2 separate regions of the Homo sapiens genome follow, and region 2 is linked to region 1. The links are chromatin loops, found by intact Hi-C in ENCODE. Cell type or tissue: natural killer cell. All regions are shown on one strand. Links, peaks and the distances in the headings refer to the core of each region. The heading gives the core; the rest is flanking DNA. Region 1 overlaps DNAJC8 (DnaJ heat shock protein family (Hsp40) member C8). Region 2 overlaps EYA3 (EYA transcriptional coactivator and phosphatase 3).

Region 1 (5,378 bases), core at 298-5,297:
AAAAAATTAGCCAGGTGTGGTGGCTGGCACCTGTAGTCTCAGCTACTCAGGAGGCTGAGGCAGGAGAACGGTGTGAACCCAGGAGGTGGAGCTTGCAGTGAGCCAAGATTGTGCCACTGCACTCCAGCCTGGGTGACAGAGCCGTCTCAAAAAAAAAAAAAAAAAGAAAAAAAAAGGCCGGGTGAGGTGGCTCATGCCTGTAATCCCAGCACTTTGGGAGGCCACGGCAGGCGGATCATGAGGTCAGGAGATCGAAACCATCCTGGCTAACACGGTGAAACCCCGTCTCTACTAAAAATACAAAAAATTAGCCGGGCGTGGTGGCGGGCCCCTTTAGTCCCAGCTATTCAGGAGGCTGAGGCAGGAGAATGATGTGAACCCGGGAGGCAGAGGTTGTAGTGAGCCGAGATCGCACCACTGCACTCCAGCCTGGGCAACAGAGCGAGACTGCATCTCACAAAAGACAACAACAATGACAACAAAAAAAACCATGTTAAACGTCTAGCCTCGAGGTCCCCAACAAATGGGGCCTCAGTGTTGTGATGATTATTACTGATTTCGTCCTCCTCTTGCAACCTGCAGCTCATCCTGCGTTCTAGGGGTGCTATGACACTTTCTTGGGCCCTTGGGAGTGGGAAGAAAGCTCTATTCTACTTTTTTTTTGAGACGGAGTTTTGCCCTTGTTGCTCAGGCTGGAGTGCGATGGCGTGATCTTGGCTCACTGCGACCTCCGCCTCCCAGGTTCAAGTGATTCTCCTGCCTCAGCCTCCCGAGTAGCTGGGATTAACAGGCATGCGCCACCATGCCCGGCTAACTTTTTATATTTTTAGTAGAGATGGGGTTTCTCCATATTGGTCAGGCTGGTCTCGAACTCCCAACCTCAGGTGATCCACCTGATGTGTGAGCCACCATGCCTGGCCTATTCTACTCTTTTTTCTTTTTTTCTTTTCTTTTTTTTTTTTTTGATACAAAGTCTCGCTCTTGTTGTTCAGGCTGGAGTGCAGTGGCATGGTCTGGGCTCACTGCAACCTCTGCCTGCCAGGCTCAAGCGATTCTCCTGCCTCAGCCTCCCGAGTAGCTGGGATTACAGGCACCTGCCACCACGCCCGGCTAATTTTTGTATTTTTATTAGACACAGGGTTTCACCATGTTGGCCAGGCTGGTCTTGAACTCCTGACCTCAGGTGATCTGCCCGCCTCGGCCTCCCGAAGTGCTGGGATTATAGGTATGAGCCACTGTGCCTGGCCAGCTCTATTCTACTCTTGGGTTATTCCAGAGGACTGAAGTGGGCTGGGCTACAGGAGGGTGAGTGGATGGCAGACCAGGTTTAGGCCTTTCCACTCATTGACTGGTCTCCTCACCTCAAACTTCTTTTGTACTTAGGAAAGTCGAGATGGTCGTGTGGACAGCTGGCGAAACTTCCAAGCCAATACGAAGGGGAAGAAAGAGAAGAAAAATCGGACCTTCCTGAGACCACCGAAAGTAAAAATGGAGCAACGTGAGTGACCGCCCAAGGTCACAGGCACAGAACCTTTCCCCTGCTATCTCCCTTCCTGCTTCGAAGGACTCATTCTTTCCTCCCACTTCCACCCCAACATAGAGTAGTATTTGCTTTTTAGTCCATTTTGTTTTCAATACGATTTAATATCGATCAGAGTAATTCTTTTGTACATTGAAATGAGGGGCTTGGTTTAAAAAAAGACCTTTCCCTCTCCCTGCCCCTAGAACAACCAGTATTAGAAGGTGCCACCATTGGTGCTGCCTTCTCTTCCCACAGCCTGTAACTCAGTGTTTTGTACTTCACTGAATTGTGATGGTTAGAAACTTCGTGGATAGTTTGTGGAAATCATCCAATTAAACATACTGCTTAAAACAGTGTTGCTGTGACTTCAGAGACAAGCCTGGAAGGGGCACCTTAGGAAGCCCCTTCGCTTCAGTTGCTCGCTTCTGGGTGTGCTCCCTTCGAAGGCCCAGATAAGACAGGGAACACTTGTGAGCACACAGAGCAGCATCTGATGCCCTGTGGTGTTTGGCATGTGCCCCCTGTCTACTGACCAATCAGTGTGGCATGAGGCCCACGCCACCCAAACCTTTCACTTTCCAAAGAGCTAGCCGTCCTCCACCCAGTACCATGTCCTAGCCTGTCTGCATTTGTTAGTGGTAATATTCTTTATGTATAATAAATTTTTATACCCAAGCCATTGATGTACTTTTCCTTGTACTCTCCCTTGTGGGTCCCTTGTCTGGCTTGGCTGAACCCCAAAATGCTTTGGGGTTGGACAGACCTGGCTGAACCTTAGTTTCTTCATCTATGAAATGGGAATATGAATTACTGCAGCAGCTTTTAGGGCAGATTTGCCATGGCATATACAAGGTAACTACCATAGTGCTCCTTGGGTATTGCCAATATCCTATTATTTCTGTGTAAAATGAAGATACTGATTGTTTTGAGGATTAAATGAAGTAATATATGAAAGCGTCCAGCTCACAGTCTATGCTTAAATGTCCTGCTTGCTTTCAGGGACAGAATCAGCCCTCAGGAGGGGCCCAAAGTGAGAAGGGGAAAGGTGACACTTGAAATGTGAAGATACAGGAAACTAGGTGACTCAAAACTAGAGTTTTGCTTTTTGCAATGTCTTGTAGATGAGTAAACAGGCACAATGACTACGAAAGGCACCATGTCTTTTAGTATCATGAGAAGTGCAACTTTCATTTCTCTGTGGGAGAGGACAGAGGCTTGGGTGTCTTACTGTCCTTCCAAGTACCACTGAGCACATCCAAACCACATGTGAAGTAGAGCACAGTGATGAGTGGGTGGGTGGGTGGGTGTGCTTCTGGCTAAAACTGGACCAAGGCAGGGGGAGAAAATGTTTAGTTGCCCTGCAAAAGTGATACATGCCGTGAGGTAATGCAGTCCTGACTAGGGGGGCAGTGATTATCTTTTCTAGCCAAGCAAAGCCAAGCAACCCCATTTCAGTCCAGGATGTGGGTGCACACACCGCTTCCTTAGAGGTTAAGTGGTGGTGGTTCAGTTCAGCTATCTGCAAACTTACCTTTGCCCTCAAGGAGGCTGTGCCAGCAATTAGCTATGGGTGTTAGTTCTCACACTGCTATGAAGAACTACCTGAGACTGGGTAATTTATAAAGAAAAGAGGTTTAATTGACTCATGGTTTCACAGGCTTTACAGGAAGCATGGCTGGGGAGGCCTCAGGAAACTTAACAGTTGTGGCAGAAGGTGAAGAGGAAGGAGGCACGTCTTACATGGCCGGAGCAGGAGGAAGAGAGCGCAGGGAGAGGTGCTGTACGCTTTTAAACAACCAGATCTCACTATCTGGATAGTGATAGATAAGAACTCACTATCACAAGAACAGCAAAGGGGGCGGCCCCTATGATCCAAACATATGGATCATATGACCTCTTACCAGGTCCCTCCTCCAACGTGGGGGATTACAATTGGGCATGAGATTTGGGTGGGGACACAAATCCAAATCATATCAGGTGTGTTTATTCATTGAACAAATATGCTGGTTTAGAAATACAGTGGTGAACACTGCAGGACCCCTGTTGCCTGCCTCACAGCTGGGGCACACGGGCAAGAAGACTGTCCACTGCTCCGAGAAGGGGGCCCTTGATCTCATTTTTAGCAGCCAGGGAATGTTTCCTGAAGAAAGTGGCCCTTTTAAAAACTGGAACCCAGGGGCTGATGCATCAGTTAGGAGTGTTTTGGCTGCAAGGAATAACTGGCAAAAAGAATTAGAGGAATATTTTACTTCCATAAGTGGAGACAGGTGGTTTCAGGTATTGTTCATGGTGGAATCATTCATTCAGTAATACCTCCAGGGAAACAGGCTCTTACTATGCTTCTCCGTCCTCTGTGGAGGGTTTGGCATCTCATAGTTGCAAGAAGTTTCTAGCACCACATCTTATAACAACTACCAAACAGAAATAAGTCATCCAGGGAGCAAAATTTTTCCCAGAAGATGTCACTGGTTAGAAAATGGGTCACAGGGACCCCTCTTGGTAAGTTTGGCTGGGAGAGCTGCGAAGAACAGACAGGCAATATACCAAGCCTTACTCCTTGGGATTGGGCACCTGTTTCCAATAAAATTAAGTTGGTAAAGATGAAAGAATGCCTGCTGGAAAGGCCGGGTGGGGTGGCTCACGCCTGTAATCCCAGCACTTTGGGAGGTCAAGGCAGGCGGATCACAAGGTCAGGAGATCGAGGCCATCCTGGCTAACACGGTGACACCCTGTCTCTACTAAAAATACAAAAAATTAGCCGGACGTGGTAGCAGGCGCCTGTAGTCCCAGCTACTCGGGAGGCTGAGGCAGGAGAATGGCGTGAACTCGGGATGTGGATCTTGCAGTGAGCCGAGATCGCGCCACTGCACTCCATCCTGGGCGACAATGAAACTCCGTCTCAAAAAAAAAAAAAAAGAATGCCTGCTAGAAACAACAGTGTCTGGCACAGAAGGGGTGGGACTTGAGGGAAAGGTGTTTCAGTCAGAGAGAGTGGCATGTGCAAAGGCCCAGAAGGTAAGAGAATAGCCCATTCATGGGACTGAACAACATTTGTTATGCTTAGAGCACAGACGTGAGGTGAGATGAGATCAGGGAGATCGTAATGGCATATTGAGGAATTTGGGTTTCAGTCAGGACATCGTATTTTCCTAGATGGACCAAAGTCTTCCCACTTACTTTCTGGCACATTTTAGTGACAGACCCACTGGGAAGATCAGCAGTGGTCCCAGCCCATTCTCATAACCCTGCTTGGAGCAATCTCTGTGATGACGTGGCTGGGGAGAGGAGTGTATGCTGGGCATTGACTTGAGGCAGTACAGTCAAGACCGGCCTCCAGGGTGGGGCTGTGGCTATGGCAGTGCCATCCTCTCCCACCCCTTCATCCATGAATAGGTTAAGGGGAGCTCTCTGGGTAGGGAAGGCTTGCTGGAGGAGTGCCAGGGCCCAGAAGAAAATGAAAGGCTGGATGAGCCACTTTTCTTGTTTTCTGTAAATAGTGGAGCAGATAGGCTCCCCAGCTGTGGAGCCAACTGCTGGCAAGAGGACCTTTGTGGGCAGAGGTGAGGTGGAAGGAGCCAGCCAGGTATGGGTAGAAACCCGGCATATGGGCCAGTAACATCAACTCTGAGCCTCAGCATCCTGGTATGTAAAGTGGGAACTGCACCTTTAAAATGAAGTGTAGGCTGGGCGTGGTGGTTCATGCCTGTAATCCGAGCACTTTGAGAGGCCGATGCAGGCAGATCACTAGAGGTCAGGAGTTTGAGACCACCCCGGCCAACATAGTGAAACCCCGTCTCTACTAAAAATAAAAAATTAGCTGGGCACGGTGGTGCAGGCATGGTGGTACGTGCCTGTG
Region 2 (5,378 bases), core at 287-5,286, 210 kb after region 1:
TCAGCCTCCCAAATAGTTGGAATTACAGGCACCAGCCACTGCACCTGGCCAGGGGTAGTTCTTTTCCCCCCGCAAGCTGAAGTGCAGTGGCGTGATCTTGGCTCATTGCAACCTCTGCCTTCCAATCTCAAGCGATTCTCCTTCCTCAGTCTCCCGAGTAGCTGGGACTACAGGCATGCGCCACCACACCCAGCTAATTTTTGTATTTTTTGTAAAGACAGGGTTTCACCATGTTGGCCGAGGCGGGACCTCAGGAGATCCACCCGCCTCGGCCTCCCAAAGTGCTGGGATTATAGGCATGAGCCACTGCATTCAGCCCCAGAGGTAGTTCTCAATTAGAGTTTCTGGGGTTGAAATCAAGATGTTGGCTAGAGCTCTAATCATCTGAAAGCTTAACTGGAGCTGGAGAATGTGCTTCCAATCTCTGACATGTGGCTGATGACAGAAGGCTTTAGTTCCTCATTACACATACCTCTCCATGGGGCTGCTTGAATGTTCTCACGTGACAGCTGGCTTCTTCCAGAGCAAGTGCTCCAAGAGAGAGCAGAAGAAGCCTAGTCTCTGAAGCCTAACACTATCAGTTTTATCACTTTCTATTTATATTTTAAGTATAGTCCATACCCAAGGGGAGCAGAATTAGAAGAGAGGAATATCAAAGAATTTGTAGATATATTTTGAAGCTACCACAGTGACCTATGAACATAAACCAGCCAGCAGATCACTTAAGGAAATATCTGCCATTATCTTACCATTGTTAGCATTTTAGCCTATTTCCTTTCATTATTTTTTCATGTTTCTCCTTTTTACATAGTTGCAATCACTGTGTGTGTAAGTGTACTCACAAAATTTTATATTCTGCTTTTTTCACTGTGTGGTTATTTTCTGTCATTAGTGAAAAAGATGCCTTATCCCAAGTCAACCTCTAAGGAATGCTGGTGCTTGAATTGTTTCTACCTTTCATTCCCTCTCTCATTTCAGTCCTTTCTTTGATAGAAGTAATAAGTGTGAGATAGAGAACTAATGAAAGATAGACTCTGACATACAGAGATTAAGGAAGAAGATCCTTAAAGCCATTGGCCTTATTTATCAGATACCAAGAACCCAACCAAATAGCACTCAAACAAAAACTTTATGCTGTATAAATTTTAATTTTTATTATCTTCTCTCCTTGCAGCAACTACAGTTTCTCAACAGATGGTTTCAGTGGCTCAGGAGGTAGTGGCAGCCATGGTTCATCTGTGGGTGTTCAGGGAGGTGTGGACTGGATGAGGAAACTAGCTTTCCGCTACCGGAAAGTGAGAGAAATCTATGATAAGCATAAAAGCAACGTGGGTGGTAAGTGTGGCATATAACCAGTCTGATTCTCTGTTTCTTCCTGGTTTCCTCCTTTTCTTTCCAGGGATTCCTTAGATTCCCCATGACAACTGCTTATAAATTATGCCACAGTTATATGTTAAACTCTGTATTTAAAAAAATAGAGGTTTGGTTGAAACCTTTTGGGAGGAAGCTCTATATTTCTAACGGGCTTCTCTAAGCATAATTTTGGAAAGTTCTCTTGTTGTCTTTGGACAAATGCCTTTTTAAAGGAAACATGTTCTGTAGATTATGTTTGATGACATGTATCACAACTGCTGTCAACGCTAGTTAATAGGGTGCCACATTTTTTTTTTTGGCTGGTTTATATAACTATCAGGACAAGTTAAGTAGAACTAGCTAGTAACTTTTCGTGGACAGAAATCTAGGTCCAGGATTGTAGGTTGGTAGTATCAATGTGTTGTGATTTAAAGAATCTTGGAAATTCTTTCTGACCAGAAATATTTCAAATGCCAGATGCCACTAAGCCTAAAATTCTATTATTTAGAATTAATTAATCATAGATTGTTTGAATTAAAAGAGACAGAAGTCTAATCTGAATTCCTCATTTTACAGTTGAGAAAAGTGATGTCCATCATAGGGGTAGTGGGGGCAGCTTATTCATGGTCACATTGCAAATTTGTAACCATACCATGTTTGAAATTCACATTCCCTAACTTTTTGGTCCAGTGCACTTTCATGCAGCTCCTTTTATAGTGAGGTACTCTTTTGAGAAAATATTTAAAACTGTAAACCATCACCATCAAAGATACAAATACATACAAAATGTTGCTCAAAGATTCAGGGATTACATAGCCTGCCTAGAGCAGGGGTCCCCAATTCCCGGGCCTCAGACTGATACCAGTCAGCGGCCTGTTAGCAACCAGGCAGCACAGCCACATAGCAGGAAGTGAGCAGGCCGGCAAGTGAGTATTACTGCCTGAGCTCCACTTCCTGTCAGATCAGTGGCGGCATTAGATTCTCATAGGAGTACAAACCCTATTGTGAACTGCACATGCAAGGGATCTAGTTGCATGTTCCTTATGAAAATCTAACTAATGCCTGATGATCTGAGGTGGAACAATTTCATCTCGAAACCTCTCGCCCCCCACCCAGGTCCATGGAAAAATTGTCCTCTACGAAACTGGTCCCTGGTGCTGAAAAGGTTGAGGACTGCTGGCCTAGAGGTATTTTACTCAAGGTCAAGAGCCCTTGTACTATACTATGCTGCCTTACAATATGGCGCAGAAAGTAGGAACAAGACTTTACAGATCAATTTGGTTCATTTCAGTTACAGCTCTCTAATACCAGATAAAAATCATGGGCTTCCAGACTTCAGGAATCTAATTTACTTTTTTCAGATTCCCCTTTTTGTTGCTTATTTCTTCTCATGATTCAAAGCCAGTATTTTTTATTTTGGTAACTCCACATCTTTTTGCATTTTCTTTCTCACAAACATTAGCCTTTCTTTTGTTAGTTTTCATATACAGCCTGAGTCTCTTTATCTTTTCCCTGCCCAATGCCTGGACCTGGTTTCCTGAACAAAGCGATGTAACCCTGTGTGAGAATCCTCTGAGCCTACTTTGGAGAATAGATTAAAATTAATGGCCAGCTGTATGTTTTGTACAATATGAATTGATGAAAGCGCCACATCATGTATTAGTTGAGTATATCATATATAGGTACTGGTTTTGTTGTCGTTTTGTTTTATCCAAAATGTTAAGAGTCATCTAATTCTAGGCTTACATTGTGGAACCATCAATCTGAAAACAAATTATACTCCAGTTCTCCTCCTCACAAAAATGCCATCTGCTTTTATGGAGTATTACTAATAGAATACAGGATTTTTTTTTAACCTTCACTGTAGAAAATTCAGATCCAGATTTACTGCTTGAATATTTTAACTGAAGTGTCTGAGAGCAGGCTCCCATCATATGAGCTCTCTTTTGTGCTTAGATATCTAGTCTTGGGTAGTGTTTTAGTGTCTTATCAGTTGGAGTTGTTTCAGAAGTACAGTATGGAGAATTAGTCATTCAACCTGGAATTTCATGTCAACATGTTCTGAAGCAAGTGGACAAGTAGTCACCATGGAAGTTCTGTGGAGTAGTGGAAAGACTTCTTAAGACCAAAAGCTGCAAACTTACTGTGTAATCTTAGGGCCCTTTTTTTCATTGGGTTTCGTTTCTTTACAGAGAGATTAGAAATGCTAAGGACTCTTCTAGCTGTAACACTAATTTTTCGCACTTTGGTTCTTGATGTCATGTTCTAAGCAGTGCAATTCAAAGTGTGGTCAACCAGTCTGCAAAAGATATGCTATTGGTTGGTGATGAAAGAAGGAGCTTGCACCAGAATCTAAATTATTTCTGTCAGCTGATTTTATTGTTGTTATTGTGTCCCCGTAACAAGATTTTTCTAAAAATTTATCTTTGCCTGAACATCCCCAAAACACTGTGATAAAGAAAGTAAAAATGGCATTCTGGGTAGCACTACTCTAAGGTTTCTCCAAGAAGAGAAATTAAAAAAAAAAAAAATGCCAGGCACGGTGGCTCACACCTGTAATCCCAGCAGTTTGGGAGGCCAAGGTGGGTGGATCATGAGATCAGGAGTTCAAGACCAGCCTGGCCAATATGATGAAACCCCATCTCTACTAAAAATACAAAAATTAGCTGGGTGTGGTGGCAGCTGCCTATAATCCCAGCTACTCAGGAGGCTGAAGCAGAGAATTGCTTGAACCTGGGAGGCGGAGGTTGCAGTAAGCTGAGATTGCACCACTACACTACAGCCTGGGCGACAGAGCAAGACTCCATCTCAGAAAAAAAAAAAAAAAAAGGACAACTGGTCTTATCTTGACACCAAGAACCACACTTCCAAATCCTTGTTCACTCACGCCAACACTGGCCTCCCGACAAATTAGGAGATGTTCAAGGAGAAACACGAGGTTGCCATGCTAGGGGCACCCCATAGCTCTGCTCCCTTGATGTCCTCTGTGATCCACATCTGCAGTGAGACCTCCATGCCCAAACCCTGTTCAAAATGCTCTTCATAAACTAGTGCTTCCTGGGCTTCATAGCATTAGTGTACTGCATGAAGTCTAGGGACAGGAAGATGGTGGGTGATGTGACCGGGGCGCAGGCCTGTGCCTCCACCACCAAGTGCTTGAACATCTGTACCCTGTTCCTCGACATCCCTGTGGTCATTGCACTCATCATGCTTTTCACCACTAGCTCAGTGATAATCTTCCAAGCAATTTCTCAGAAGATAAAGGATCTCCAAGGCCAGTAGTAGAGCCCATGTACTCCACTGCTGACCCTGCACCCTGGGGCTGTTGGTCCTGCCCTTTTGACCCCACCCCTATATACAGCAGTTTATATTCACCTGTCTACAATGGAATTCAATAAAGCACATGTGTTCATGGGAAAAAAATACGTATATGTATATATATATATATAAACATACTCAGTAGAATATTTCAGTGACTCACACTTTTTAAATTGAATTTAGAAGTTGCTTTCTCACTGTCAGCAAATATATGTTGTCAAATGATAAATGTGTCTGCTTTTATTCCTAAAGGTCTCCTCAGTCCCCAGAGGAAGGAAGCACTGCAGAGATTAAGAGCAGAAATTGAAGTTTTAACAGATTCCTGGTTAGGAACTGCATTAAAGTCCTTACTTCTCATCCAGTCCAGGTATGGAAATGGTTCTTTTAGGTCTCATCCTCTCAGCGACATATTCTTCTACTCCAGTTCAGGATAAGCCATTCTCTAAAATAGGGTTTGGGATAGGGGTAGAGAGGAGTTTAAATGATGTAGGGAAGTATTTGTGTTAGGTGAGAAGCAAGGTCATTTTATGTTAACAGCACAACTTCTAGTTTTAAGAGAATATTTATATATGAAATCCTTTTTCTTTCTCCTTACTTTTTGCTCACGAAATTAAAACTCAGTAACCCATAATCTCTTGTCCATAAGTTGGACCTGGTGACGTCAAAGAATACATGGAGGAGATGTTATTACAATGTCCTAGGTACAG

The links. Hi-C counts contacts between places; a loop is a spot of excess contacts. Peaks named below come from ENCODE experiments on the same cell type or tissue, not always from the same donor. Only the 100,000 strongest peaks of a DNase experiment are listed, where the experiment ranks them.
Region 2: it touches region 1 in a loop (4-fold over the local background); 5 of 110 quality-filtered maps call a loop at or near these places.

The regions. Positions count from the first base shown.
Region 1 is chr1:28,197,376-28,202,753 of GRCh38, reverse strand. DNAJC8 (DnaJ heat shock protein family (Hsp40) member C8) reads left to right here. Exons shown (of 9, transcript NM_014280.3): 9 at 1,384-2,476. The coding sequence ends at 1,506. Among named protein-coding and RNA genes, the nearest start is that of PTAFR, 23 kb to the right of the region's middle. RefSeq lists a silencer at 2,760-3,089. In natural killer cell, for the core only: no CTCF peak of the experiment used is centred there; a DNase peak (open chromatin) is centred at 3,013; H3K27ac peaks cover 2,286 bases.
Region 2 is chr1:27,989,357-27,994,734 of GRCh38, reverse strand. EYA3 (EYA transcriptional coactivator and phosphatase 3) reads left to right here. Exons shown (of 18, transcript NM_001990.4): 14 at 1,175-1,335; 15 at 4,924-5,038. Among named protein-coding and RNA genes, the nearest start is that of XKR8, 32 kb to the right of the region's middle. In natural killer cell, for the core only: no CTCF peak of the experiment used is centred there; DNase peaks (open chromatin) are centred at 1,284, 2,254 and 3,624; H3K27ac peaks cover 4,594 bases.